4 separate regions of the Homo sapiens genome follow, and all the other regions are linked to region 2. A link is a contact called in ENCODE Hi-C or POLR2A ChIA-PET data. All regions are on one chromosome and are shown on one strand. The core of a region is the stretch at or near the end of the contact, and the rest is flanking DNA. Distances in the headings are between cores, read along the strand shown.

Region 1 (3,217 bases), core at 718-3,217, 1.6 Mb after region 2:
TTCTGTTTTCCACTCTTGGAAAATCCTCCCCTTCTCCAGCCTGTATCGTGGGCTTCTCAAGTCTTAGCATAAATTTTCTACTTCTAAGGAAACCACACTTTCTCAAATCTCCGTGTCTTCTTTGGGTGGAGTTTCCTCAGTCTAAAATGCCCTTCCGCCAGCCTTCCAAAATTGTAGTCACCTGTGGAAGCTCATCTCTAACTGTCTCAGCCTCTCATCAAAGCCTTCCCTGAAGCGCACCTCCCCCAAGTCAAAATTAGTTGCTTTGGCTTTCCTGATGATACCACAGGAGCTGTCACCTTATTGAACTCTTCCCCCAAGAAGACTGAGTTCTGAGAGCGAGGACGACTTCACTCAATTCTGCAACACTAGTGCCCAGAACACTCAGACGTATTCATTCAATAAATGAATTATCTCCTCAGTACAGCACTTGTCTTTTTTTTTTTGAAATTAACACACCTTCTGCCCAGATAGTCTGGTAACCATTTTAAGGTCAATTATAACATCAAGGTTTTTGCAAACGCCAGCCACCCTGCAGGCACTTGAGTACCCACTGACTCAACCAAAGGGAGTTAAAAACAAGACTTGGTTTTAGCCATGTTTGAAAAGGAGCCCGAAGCCACCACCTTGACGCCTATTATAACCAAGAGAATATTCTGCAGTTTGGACCAATATCCTACATCAATTTCACGACGAATAGCTTCACGATACACTTTTATGGAGAAACTTAATACTTCAATTCCTTTACCAAGCCTTGGGTTTCTAATGAGATTTCCGCTTAATGAGTGAGTTTTTAAAAGTGTCTTTTCGGCTTTGTGACATACGTGATCTTTCCGGGGAGCAGCCCTGGCGCGTATCTCCTTTCACCTATCCATTTTCGAGGCTTACACACAAGGGAGGGGCCACACGAATACACACTCAACACCACCTGCCGCAACGACGGTACTATGCTCCTTTCCAGAACACAGCAGCGCGCAGCCAGGCCCGGGGGAGAGGGGTCGCTCAAACAGCACCAGAGTCTGCATTCCAACTTTTCCTCCGTCAACGAGTCCATTCTCATTGTCAGTTTCTCCTTAAACGCAAACTTAAAAACAATTGGCTGAACAAGCGGGAAGAAGGAAAATCCGACTGAAAAATGAGGCGTTAAAACTTAAGGGCCGTTCCCCTTGCCGGCCTGGGCTCAAACAACAGCCGGAGCTGCGCCGCCCCGCCCCGCCCCGCCCCGGTCCCGGGAGCAGGCCGGCTGAGGGCGGCCATGGACCCCACAAGGGCTTGGGCCGCCGCGGACTCCCCCCTCGGGGCTAGGAGACGGGGACCGAGATGGGCCAGAAGCCCCCAAGCCAGCCCCTGGCGAGAAGCCGGAAAGACGCGCCCTCCGCCTCCTCCCACCCAAGCCTCGCGCAGTCCCAGCCCGGCCTGGGATGGGCAAGTCGCGGGGGAAAGGGGCGGGCCTGCCCCGCCCGGGGAGCCGGAGCCTCTCCGGGGCAGGCTCCCCTTTGTCCCGGGACTCGAAGCGCCCCCTCTCCGTCCTCGCCCTGCCCCGCGGGGCCGCGGCCGGGCGCCTCACCGTGATGTTGCAGTGGAGCGTGAGTGGCGGCGGCAGCGAGTGCGGGCTGCCCTGCTGCGGCACCAGGAACTGGCAGTGCAGCTCGTCCAGCTTCCAACTGACGATGCGGAATCGCTCGTGGTTCTTGTCGAAGATGGACGCCAGGAACTTCAGCTCGGCCTTGAGCCCTGACACGGACATCTTCCCCTCATCTCCGGCGGGAGGGGCGCGGAAGGGGAGCCGGGCGCGGAAGGGGAGCCGGGCCCGGAGCCGCCGTCACGGCCGCGACCGCCCCGCGGGGCCGGCCTGGGCCGCGCTCTCGCGGCTCCGCCTCGTCGAGCGCTGCTGGAAAATGGCGAGGGGCGCGGAAGCCTCGGCGTGTGGCGGCCTGGGTGGCGCTTCCTTTGTAACCGACTCCAGCGGCAGGAGGCGGCGGCCCCGCGGCTTAAAAGGGCAACAGCGACGCCGCCCCCGCTACCGCCTGGGAAAGGGCTGCCCCCACCCCGCCCCCGTCCCCCTCACCCTGGCGCGCCCTGCGCGCTCCGGTTTCAGCGCGTGCACGAGGCCAGAGCGCGCGCGCCCGGCCGCCCCCTCCTCGCCTTGACCCAGCTCCCTTGTTCCCGACCCATCTGCTCCGTTCTTCGCACCCGCGGACTGGAGGCTCGGGGCCAGCTGGCGCCCGGGCCCCAGAAGTCGGGGAGGAGCCGGAGACCCCCGCGCGCCCCCGCCCCCGGCCTGGAGCCGGACACGTGCGTGGCGGATCGCGCCGGCCACGTCGGCGCCGCTGCAGACTAGCGCCAGCCCCTGGGGGCGGCTCCTCAGCTTGGCGCTCGGCGCGGCACCCGCTAACCTCACTGGGGGGACCTCGTGGGAGACGCGGGTGCGGCTCACCCAGCGTTACCTCCGCTACTTTCACCCTAGTCCGAGCCACCGCTTCGCTAGCCTGGGTTCCTGTGAGGACCTTCTCACCAGCCTGGGTTCCTGTGAGGACCTTCTCACCGGACTCGCTGCTCCCGCCTTTGCTCTCAAACCATCCATTTACCCAAGACGATGGTTTAGCCCCTGGAGGCTGTTGCCTGGAGGTGTCCCATGATTTCATCCCTTCCCTTAGCTACCACCTGTGTTCACTCTGCCGTATATAGTCTCTCTCTCCCCCCTTTCCTTATTTTGCCTTGTTTCCCAAGCTTAAGATAACCCTCCCCACCCACACCCCCATGGAGCTAGGGCTGCCCACTATTTTCACTAAACTCATAGCTCAAATATCATCTCCGGCACCCCCCACCACAACCCATTTCAAATAGTCACCCTGTGTCACATCGTCCTGTGCTAAGTTTTTGTTGGGCACCTGTCACTATCTGATCTTTAACCCATTTATTCCTTGTCTCTGCCCCGTGTTAATGTGTTCAGAGCTGTATCCCCAGGACCTAGAACAAGACCTGTTATATAGTAGAAACCCGATATGATTGAATTGAATGCTCGCTCTTATCTGGAATCCCCACCACTAGCACAATTCCTGGCACATTGTAGGTGCTCAAAAAATGAATAAAGGTCTGGATAGCAGTCCAAAGGAATACATCCCAATTTGGCAGACAATAGTGTGTGCAATCGTAAGTGCAAGAGGCAGGACCAGCTGCATATGCGTCCAACCTATGTAGTTGCACAGTGCTCCCA
Region 2 (3,517 bases), core at 366-2,865:
CTGGGACTACAGGCGCACGCCACCACGCCCAGCTAATTTTTGTATTTTTAGTAGAGACGGGGTTTCACCATGCTGGCCAGGCTGGTCTCGAACTCCTGACCTCGTGATCTGCCCGCCTAGGCCTCCCAAAGTGCTGTGATTACAGGCGTGACCAAACAGCTTTTTAAAAAAACTATTATAGAATTAAAATAATCGCAGAGTCTGAGGCTAGATTAAGTACAATCCCAAAAGAAAAAGTACACAGGCCTTATTACTTCAAAAATTCTTGCAAGACAATACAGTTCTAGGTTCACTGATATATATACTAAAATTACTAACATTCAGATTTCACAAAGTAAGCTTCAAATAGATTGATTCCTTCAATACACAGACACACACCCTTCTAAGTATTGTGTTATCTGACAACAGAACCAAGGAATCAAAATTATTGAGTGTTTATTACCGCCTCACATATAGTTTATTAAAAATGAGCTACTGAAAACCAGAAAGTTCTTATTGACCTTTTGTCCTTTGTGAGCCAACTTTTTCCTGTTTAGAATCTGAGCTGAGTCTCATGACCCTTGCTTTATACTTTAAAACCACAAAGAACAGATACCATTTAAAAATCAGTGATGAATTAAATTACAAAGGAGGAAAATGTAATAAAATACAACTTTCAAAAATGTTACGTGTAAGCTACACATAAGAATTTTTAAGGCTGAAGAAGCTGTTCTCAGGCACAGGGCAAAACCTGTAGCCCAAAATCAACAGTCCTAATAATTTAAGATGTCAATTTTATCAGTTAAGGTAACCTCAAATTTGAGTACTTCAGTGTGATACTTTCATTCTGCTAAGATGAAAATGCCCCAGATTTTATGTAAAATATTCAGTCCCCTAAATAAAAAGTTATCTCCTTAAAAGAGAAGCTAGATTTCCTGTTGCATGTCAAGGCAGAGGGCACCACACTTCACCCAGCCAAGGCTGGACTTGAGTAGGGGTGCAGGTGTTGGCAATTCATCAGTCACACAAGCTATGTCGTCTTGCAAAGGTGCATAGAGATTTTTAACAAGGGCTTTCGAATTCTTTGAAGAAAACACAGACAATTTTGCTGGGGAGGAAATGCTCCATATTCCACGTGGAAGCAAACTCATAAATTCTGACTGCAGGTTGGTGTTCAGCACAACTTGGAATAATCTAACTTTTCACATAAAACACAATCCCCAAGCTGCAAGATAATGTCTCCGCGAATGGCACCAAGCACCACCTTTTCAAGCCCTCATCAGCACTGGAAGTGGGTCGGACACCCCCAAACCATCACCACCCCCCCACAGGAAGTGAGGGTGTCCCCCCTCCCCAGGACGGCCTTCCTCCCCTCCCCCAACCGGAAGTTGAGGCGCCCCCATTCAGCCGGCCTCCAACTGAGACAAACCAGTACCACCACCACCAAAAGAGGGGTGATCTTCAAGGGGTGAAGGGCATCTCGACTGGGGCCACCCCCAAGCTCGCCTTGCTTACTGACCTGCTGACGACAGGGGCAGGAAGGGGCCTAGGGCCAAAAGAAAGTCCCTTCCACAGAGGACAATTCCCTCAGCCCCTCTCAATCGCCTTCACTTCACGCACTCGTCGTCTCACAGCTGGACAAAAATTCTTCCGCAGCACTTTATTTTGGTGTCCTTTCCTTTTCTTTACCTAATCTCTTAACCACCTTTCCACAGGTAACTCCTCTTACCGCATAGCATTTACAATTGCTCCGGTGAGAAGAAAAATGAAATATTTTCCACGGTACCTTCACAAAAATGAAGGGATTATTTTGCCCCAATGCGGCGAAGGACTACGTGGTTACGCAAGGTGAGCCTTATTTTCGTGGAGGTTTCTGGGAGATGTAGTTTTTTTTTTTTTATTGCGAAGGCCCGCAGAAAGTAGAAGAACTGAAATTGGTCATGACTACATATTAGCGTCCTCGAAAACATATTCTGTATTCGATGACGGCTGACCTAGCGGGCCCCGACGCCCAAATGGGCCCAGACTCCCCTGGTCTTTTCCTCTGCGGCTTAATCGAACCCAAATTTTCCCTCACGCGGGCCCAAGGTCTCGGCAGCCCCGCCCCTTGTCTTAGCCCCGCCCTCCGCAGCCAATCAGGCACCCTTTAGGTCTCGTCCTCTGGAGGTTGGAAGGCAGAGAGGAGGGGCCTGGCGGTGACTCCTCCCGCTGGGGCTGAGGGAGACCTGGGAGACGACCGGGGCCCGTGAGCGCGCGCGTGCTCACGGCTCCAGGAGCGCGGCGAGCGGGCGAGGGCGCGCGCGGAGGGGCGGCGCGCGGGGCCGAGAGGAGGCGGGCAGGCTGGTGGGCTGGGCGGGCGGCGAGCGGCCGGGAGCGCGCGGTGGACTCGGCCGCGGCGAGTAGTTAGTTAGTTGTTGTTAGTCAGTGTCAGTTGCTCGGCGGCGGCGGCCGTGGTCACCAGGAAGGGGACGGGACGGACGGTGATGGTGGTCGCCGCGGCGGCGTGTGCGCCCCTCAGGTAACAGCGGCCCGGCTGTCCGCGTCCGCTCGGTTGTCTTCTACTCACGCGCCGTCTGTGGGACCAGGGTTGCCGCGGGTTGAGGGCGCTGACCCGGGGGAATCCGGGCGGGGCGGCGCGGGTTCTGGGTGGCGGCGCGGGTTCTGGGTGGCGCCGCCGCCGGGGCTCTGGCGGCCGGTGCGTCCCGCCCGGCGCGGGCTCTAGCTCCCCGGCCACCCCCGCGCCCCGCCGGTGCCGCGCGCCCCCTGCCGCCCCTGCCCCCTCCCTCGGCGGCGGCCCCGGGAGCGCGACGCCCCCCAGAGGAAGGAAAGTTGGGACCTGCCGCGAGGGACGCCCCCGGGCGCGGCTGGGAGGTTGCGGGGGAAAGTGAAGCCTGGAGGAGCTGGACGCGGGGAGGCCGGGGCAGGAGGGGCTTCTCTGGCTCCTGCCGGGTCCACACGGTCAGCCCGCTCCCGCACCCGGGAGCATCGGCGCAGCCTCGCCGGCAGCGTCGGGACGGAGCCGGGTGGCTCCCTGCCTGCTCCCTTCGCGCCGCGGCTGGGGAGCCCGCGAACGTGTGGGCTGGCGGGGTCGTTTGGGGGTTGTGAGTGGTTCGGCTGCTCAGTTTTTTTCTTTTCTGCCCTTTGACCCATCCGTTCTTGCAACTTTTCTTTCCTCCTTCGATGGGGACTTGCCGTCTGAACCGCGTCTGCCCCCTCCCCTCTCGTCGCATGCACCATCCGTCTGGGAGCTTGATTTCGTTTTTTCCTCCTTTGGCTACGTTAAAGATTGCTGAGAGCACCGGGAGAGACCCTCCTCCCCCGCCTGCCTCTGGCCTGTTAAATGTTACTTTTTGCGATTCGTTGTTTTTTAAAGATCCAAGTTCAGGAATTTGAGAGCTGTGGAATGGAGTTATTGGAAGGCTGACGTTGAGGGGGTAGTGATGAGTTAGAGGAAAACTATGATTTCATCTTTATTGGCCTTGCTATAGAAAACCTAATTGATTTTTTTTCTGCCTCTGTTGAATGTGGTAAGATCATA
Region 3 (3,093 bases), core at 104-2,603, 1.1 Mb after region 2:
TTAAATCAAACCATACAATTGCTTTAAGTGGACCATCTTAAAGGTTTCTGAGGAAAATTTTAGTCTAGAATTGCTGGTGGCCCTTGACATGGCATTCTCTCTGATGGATCGCAAACACAGAGATTTCCTGCCTGTTTATTCAGTTTGCAGGGTGATATTTTCCTAGTGATCAATAAAAATTAGATTCACAATTTAATATATTTTGTAAGTGGTACCTGGAAAAGCAAAACTTAAAAAAAAATAGTATTCTCAATCTTTGCTGCTTCTACTTCATTTCCATAGGCATTAAGAAATTCATTTTAGCCAGCTGCAGTGGCTCGTGCCTATAATCCCAGCACTTTGGCAGGCTGAGGTGGGAGGATTACTTGAACTCAGGAGTTTGAGGCTATCCTGGGCAACATAATAAGACCCTATCTCAAAAATAAATAAATAAAATAAATTAGCTAGGCATGTTGGCATATGCCTGTAGTCACAGATACTTGGGAGGCTGAGGTGGGAGGATTGCTTGAGCCAGAAGGTCGAGGCTATGGTGAGTTGTGATCATGCCACAGCACTCCAGCCTGGGCAACAGAGCAAGACCCTGTCTCAAGAAAAAGAAAAGAAATTCATTTCAGTGTCTCTTCAGTTGATTTTTTGCTTAGCACACTGGTCTCTAGTGGGGTCGGAGAAGGCAGTGAACTCTTCGTTTTTTGCCTGATTAAAGTTGTGTATTCCAGTATGAATGGCTAATTCTGAAATTAGACTTTTCATCTTCCATAATGTTTGAGGGAAAATATTTTGTCATGGTTTAGGTTACTGTTAATGTGATAGCTAATCCAGAGTGTCTCAAATCCTCTTAAAATCTTAGCACATTCATACCTGTTCTTTATGACCTATTGTGTTTTCAAGATATTCCTCCTTTAGCATGCACAGTAGCTACATTCTTCCTAAGTTGTTGCAGCTCATAGTTTTGAGTTACTGATTGTATTGTTTTTGGAGAAGGAAGCTTTGTTCATATTCCTTTTAGAGGTGTAGTGTACCTTCTTAGTGTGGATGCCTGTTCGAGTTTCTTCCTTCTAGGTGTGGTAGTACCTGTCCTGCTTTTAAAGACATCCAGGGTTATACAGATATCTGCTGATATGTTTCTTCACCGTTATGGTTCATTTTTTCCTATACTTAATAGAGTTAGAAGACAACTGGTCAATAGTTATTTCTTGCCTTGTCTGTGAAGTAAATTCCAAGCATCAAAGGAGTGCTAGTTTTGTTGCCTTTTGCTGTTGCTTTTAAGAAATAGATTGTATGTTTCAGGAAATGCTCTATGTACAGTGAAGTGTGATGAGAAAGTGAAAGTGTTTTCTGTCCGTGGAACATCCTTTGATGCTGCAGCAACAAGTGGCGGTAGTGCCAGTTCAGAAAAGGGTGAGTGTTCATTTGGAGTTTTTTTGTTTTGTTTCTTACTTTTTTAATTCATAGACTGTATTATAATAAGAGATGACCTCTGCCTACATTTCTAATGAATAGTATTTGAAAGTTCAATTTAAATGATATTCCCAAGCTTATACAAAAATAATAAATATGTATAACTTACATCTTTTTCACATTATCTTTGGTACTAGGATAGTTGCTTTGGTAGATCAAGGGAGTGGGAGACAGAGGATCTATTAAGATTAAGCTTTTTTACTCTTGTCACTGTTTCCTATTATATTTGGGTGATTCAGTATAACAGAAGAATGTAATAGGAAACGTGTGGAGGGTGTCACACTTTAACATATATAGTGTCTTATTTGAACCTCATAGAAAGAAAGTTATTCTATATTCAGACTCAGAGAATTGAATGATTTCTGGAGTCATACAGCTAATGTGGCAAAGGCTGGAATCTAGTCTCCTTAAGTCTTTCCATTATCAGAGAGAATTAATTAGGAGCACTGAAAATTCACAGTAATTAACTTAAATTTCGTGGAATTATATACTTGTGTGTTTCTCTTGAAAATAATTCTTGTTATAGAACTTGAAATCATAGTCATTGTTTTATTATGTATTAATGTATGCAGCATCAAGTACTTCACCAGTGGAAATATCAGAGTGGCTTGACCAGAAATTAACAAAAAGTGATCGACCAGAGCTAACAGGTGCCAAAGTGGTGGTATCTGGTGGTAAGTGAAATATTAATCTTAAAAGATGTAAATTGAAAATACTTTGATTTTTTTTTTTATTTTTAGTATTTATTTTAGAAGTACACAGATCTTTTTCAAATGTAAGAAGTTGGGAAGTTTGGGATATTATTCCCATTTAACCAATTAGGAAAATGAAATTATGAGCATAATACACAGTTTGGGGTTTCTGTTGCACACCTAGTCACTGGCACCAGGGGGAGCATGGTATAAATCTTATCTGCATAACTTTGCCACTTGGTGCCATCTTATTGATGGACTTCCATGAATTCTGCAGAGTATGGTTGGCTTCTCAATTATAGATAGAACTGGCTTGAATTTCAGGGCCATCTTGTGTATAATTCCTACCCTTCTTTCCACTTGGAAAGATTTCCAGAGTTGTCCATGTCTTTGTGTATAACTCTTTAAAAAGTTTCTTAACATTTAATATCAAAACTGTTAATATTGCATAAGACATGCTTATTTTTATACATCATGCTCCTTGTCTTTAAAAACAATGATTTTTTTATGGCCCACTGACTAACTTTTTGAAAAAATAAGGACTGTTATGCTTTTTAAATCCTTGCAATTAAACATCCAACAAAATAAGCTTTCAGACAGCCTTCTATTGCAAGTATCATTGAGAAAAAAAAATTAATATTTTGAAGTGATATATCTGACTTGTTTTTCGTTTTCTTTTTTTCTTTTTGAGATGGAGTTTCGCTCTTGTTGCCTAGGCTGGAGTGCAATGGCACAATCTCTGCTCACCGCCACCTCCACCTCCCAGGTTCAAGCGATTCTCCTGCCTCAGCCTCCCGAGTAGCTGGGATTACAGGCATGTGCCACTACGCCCAGCGCGGTGACTCACACCTGTAATTCCAGCACTTTGGGAAGCCGAGGCGGGTGGATCACCCGAGGTCAAGTGTTCGAGACCAGCCTGGCCAACATAGTGAAACCCCGTCTC
Region 4 (3,374 bases), core at 165-2,664, 1.8 Mb after region 2:
TTGCCCAGGCTGGTCTTGAACTCCTGGCTTCCAGTGATCCTCCCACCTTGGCCTCCCAGTGTTGGGATTACAGGCATGAGCCACCATGCCTAGCCTGGTGATGTTTTCTTAAACTGGCTAAGTTTATGAGTATTTATTATACTTTATAATTTACATATTATATTATTTTCCAGATATCGAATATTTTATATATATATATATATCTTTTTGAGACAGGGTCTGGCTCTGTTGTGCAAGCTGGGGTGCGGTGGCACCATTGTAGCTCAATGCAGCCTACAAGTCCTGGGCTCAAATGATCCTTCCCCCTCAGCCTCCCAGGTAGTCAGGACTACAGGTGCGCACCACCATGCTTGGCTAATTCTTTAAGATTTTTTACAGAGGTGGGATCTCGCTTCTTTTTTCTTTTTTTTTTTGCCTAGGTTGGTCTTGAACTCCTGGCCTCAAATGATCCTCCCACCTCAGCCTCCCAAAGTGCTGGGATTACAGGCATGTGCCACCGCGCCCAACCCTCAAATATTGTATTGTAAAAGACAATGAAAAGCATACAAAACAAAAATGATCAGTGAGAAGCTAGGTGGCGTCAAATGCCCGGGCAAAAAGGGGTTAGGTCTGCAGCGCTATACTCAGATGTAACTTACAGATGCAACTAGCGGAAACAGCATTAAATTTGTTAACTCAATGCTTGGTGGCCAGAAATTCATGTCAGGATAATTCATTTGAGCACAGACTAAAGGGTTTGGACTTGTAGTTATAGTCCAAGTTTCTCAAACTTGCTGGGTTTTATGAATCATCTGACACTTTAGTTAATAATACAGATTTCCAGGCGACTCCCTTATAGATCCCTTTTCTGTGGGCCTAGGAAGCAGCCAATCAGTATTTCATGGGTTCGGTGCCACCTATCCCAACTTGACAATGAGAGATCGCTCTGCATGCCAGGTGAAGGACCTGACGCTGGCGGGCGGCGGGGACTACCAGGTCAGCCCCAGGAGAGCCGGCTCCGGCAAGCTCCCCCAAGGCATGGCAGGAGCCCAGTGCAAGTTAGCACAGTAAACCCAATCAACAAGCCGCAGTCACCCCTCTTCCCCAGAAATGGCCTCTTCAGCTCTTGCGGGGGAGACTCTGAAAGTCCCCAAAGGACAGAAGTCTAGGAGGAAATGATTGCCGCAGAAAGGGATACAGTCTTGGCTACTAAAAACCGCGCGGAACCGCCTAGGGACCCGCTCCCAACCACCCACCTCCGGTGCTTCTACCCCCTCCCTCGCAAACGCGAAGAAAAGAAGAAACGCGAGATCCCAGTGCAGAGGCGTGGTCCCACCCTGGCCAATGGGAAGTGAGGGCGTGACTTTAAGTCTTTCTTTCATTGGCCCAGGGTCCCAGGCCGTCCAGGTCTTGGGGCGCCGCGGCGGAAATCGCGCGGATGCCAGAACGCGCTCTCAGCTTCGGGTCCTGCGGCTGCGGCTGCCGCCATCATGGTGCGGAAGCTTAAGTTCCACGAGCAGAAGCTGCTGAAGCAGGTGGACTTCCTGAACTGGGAGGTCACCGACCACAACCTGCACGAGCTGCGCGTGCTGCGGCGTTACCGGCTGCAGCGGCGGGAGGACTACACGCGCTACAACCAGCTGAGCCGTGCCGTGCGTGAGCTGGCGCGGCGCCTGCGCGACCTGCCCGAACGCGACCAGTTCCGCGTGCGCGCTTCGGCCGCGCTGCTGGACAAGCTGTATGCTCTCGGCTTGGTGCCCACGCGCGGTTCGCTGGAGCTCTGCGACTTCGTCACGGCCTCGTCCTTCTGCCGCCGCCGCCTCCCCACCGTGCTCCTCAAGCTGCGCATGGCGCAGCACCTTCAGGCTGCCGTGGCCTTTGTGGAGCAAGGGCACGTACGCGTGGGCCCTGACGTGGTTACCGACCCCGCCTTCCTTGTCACGCGCAGCATGGAGGACTTTGTCACTTGGGTGGACTCGTCCAAGATCAAGCGGCACGTGCTAGAGTACAATGAGGAGCGCGATGACTTCGATCTGGAAGCCTAGCGGATCTCCCACTTTGCATGGCTGTCTTTTACAGATGGGAAAACTGAGGCCTGATGCTGGAGATTCTATGAGGGTGCTCTCCTCAAGGGTATCAGACGGTCGTAGGTTCTTAAGAATTTGATTCATCAGTGGCAGGCCATGCATAGAGCCACGGGAGGTGCGTCCTTGTTTTCCAGGGAATGTTCTTAGAACTTGGACTACTGATTATTAATTGACTGTGCCTTGGGAAACAGTGGGAAGTAACTTGGTGCAGCACTGGGGTATTGTTGGCTTCTTGTGTTGGAAACTTTGTAATGTAAAAGGAAAAACTGGAAATCCCCACGCCCTGTTTCCCTTTATCGTCTTGTGGTTGGACTGGTTCAATTCGTTTAACTCGAATTCTTGCTCCTGGCCGTGGTTAAGCTGTGTACAGATGATGGAGAGTTTGGCCTCAAGTTTTTATAAACTGAGCGAGACTAGTGTTCAGGATCTCCTCCCTTGTTTAAATGTCAATAAATGCCCCAACTGCTTTGTAAGTGCAACTTTTTAATCTGTCTGGTTTTCTTTTTTTCTCTAGAGACGGAGTCTTGCTCTGTCACCCAGGCTGGAGTGCAGTGGCGCGATCTCGGCTCACTGCAACCTCCGCCTCCCGGGTTCAAGCAATTTTCCTGCCTCAGCCTCCCGAGTAGCTAGGAGTATAGGCGCCCGCCACCGCGCCCGGCTAATTTTTGTGGTTTTAGTAGAGTCAGGGTTTCACCATGTTGGCCAGGCTGGTCTGGAACTCCTGAACTCGTGATCCGCCCGCCTCGGCCTCCCAAAGTGCTGGGATTACAGGCATGAGCAAACTGCGCCCAGCCTCTGGTTTTCTTACATAGAGTCATATTTATACGTCCCAGGAGCCCAGAGAAGAATAGAGTCAGCAGCGAGTGACCTGCCTGTGGATTAGATGTGCAACAGGGCCACATGTGGAGGATGCAGGATGTTGTACAGGATTGGGCAAATTTGTCACTTTACCAGTCCCTTCCTTGGAATGAGTGTTTTGGCAGAGCTCTTCCTCACATAACTTCCTGTTGATATTCCAGCCCCAGGAAATACCGTATTAGAGGGCTGGGATGTTTGCTTGCCTAAGGAAATAATCACTCTGTAGCTTGGCCATCTAGCGGTTAGAAGTGGCCCAGGAGGTTCCTGGAAATTTAGATGATAGCAGTGATAGAGAATAAGAAGGGAGACTACCAAGTTTTACTCAAGATTTCTTTATTCTTTTTTCTTTTTGTTTTTTTTTTCACACAAGGCCCAAGCTGGAGTGCAGTGGAGCTGTCACAGCTCACTGCAGCCTCGATCTCCTGGGCTCAAGCAGTCCTCCCACCTCAG

Evidence for each region. A loop is a pair of places that touch in the nucleus more often than their neighbours do. ChIA-PET counts read pairs that join two places held with the same protein, here RNA polymerase II (POLR2A). Pooled maps may share reads with other maps.
Region 1: a map of CD8-positive, alpha-beta T cell shows a loop between it and region 2 (15-fold over the local background). The contact joins the promoter of UBE2Q2 here to the promoter of HMG20A in region 2. A Hi-C loop is called at or near these places in 2 of 168 maps with a recorded cell type or tissue (CD8-positive, alpha-beta T cell and naive thymus-derived CD4-positive, alpha-beta T cell), 2 of 37 single-sample maps with no recorded cell type and 10 of 50 pooled maps.
Region 3: a loop to region 2 is called in a map of CD8-positive, alpha-beta T cell, with 6 times the contacts of the local background. The contact joins the enhancer-like site here to the promoter of HMG20A in region 2. A Hi-C loop is called at or near these places in 1 of 168 maps with a recorded cell type or tissue (CD8-positive, alpha-beta T cell) and 2 of 50 pooled maps. POLR2A ChIA-PET finds 5 or more read pairs at or near these places in 1 of 52 experiments (A549).
Region 4: a loop to region 2 is called in a map of naive thymus-derived CD4-positive, alpha-beta T cell, with 19 times the contacts of the local background. The contact joins the promoter of IMP3 here to the promoter of HMG20A in region 2. A Hi-C loop is called at or near these places in 1 of 168 maps with a recorded cell type or tissue (naive thymus-derived CD4-positive, alpha-beta T cell) and 8 of 50 pooled maps. POLR2A ChIA-PET finds 5 or more read pairs at or near these places in 1 of 52 experiments (PC-3).

The regions. Positions count from the first base shown.
Region 1 is chr15:75,842,197-75,845,413 of GRCh38, reverse strand. UBE2Q2 (ubiquitin conjugating enzyme E2 Q2) reads right to left here and starts at 1,967. Exons shown (of 13, transcript NM_173469.4): 1 at 1,568-1,967. The coding sequence starts at 1,747. RefSeq lists silencers at 1,157-1,556, 1,807-1,886, 2,027-2,166, 2,207-2,386 and an enhancer at 988-1,885.
Region 2 is chr15:77,418,986-77,422,502 of GRCh38, reverse strand. HMG20A (high mobility group 20A) reads right to left here and starts at 1,615. Exons shown (of 10, transcript NM_001304504.2): 1 at 1,499-1,615. It overlaps PEAK1 (pseudopodium enriched atypical kinase 1), which reads left to right and starts at 2,399. Exons shown (of 10, transcript NM_001385026.1): 1 at 2,399-2,497. RefSeq lists enhancers at 1,114-1,163, 1,554-1,603 and silencers at 2,054-2,373, 2,624-2,793, 2,804-3,013.
Region 3 is chr15:76,284,676-76,287,768 of GRCh38, reverse strand. ETFA (electron transfer flavoprotein subunit alpha) reads left to right here. Exons shown (of 12, transcript NM_000126.4): 6 at 1,288-1,398; 7 at 2,031-2,132. Among named protein-coding and RNA genes, the nearest start is that of ETFA, 25 kb to the left of the region's middle. Within about 2 kb of position 1,353, at least 4 of the 41 ENCODE cell types and tissues checked have a DNase peak (open chromatin) inside an H3K27ac peak, as active enhancers do; they include CD8-positive, alpha-beta T cell, where a contact is called at or near this core.
Region 4 is chr15:75,638,264-75,641,637 of GRCh38, reverse strand. It overlaps IMP3 (IMP U3 small nucleolar ribonucleoprotein 3), which reads left to right and starts at 1,414. Exons shown (of 1, transcript NM_018285.4): 1 at 1,414-2,545. The coding sequence starts at 1,470. The coding sequence ends at 2,024. RefSeq lists a silencer at 1,260-1,419 and an enhancer at 1,710-1,769.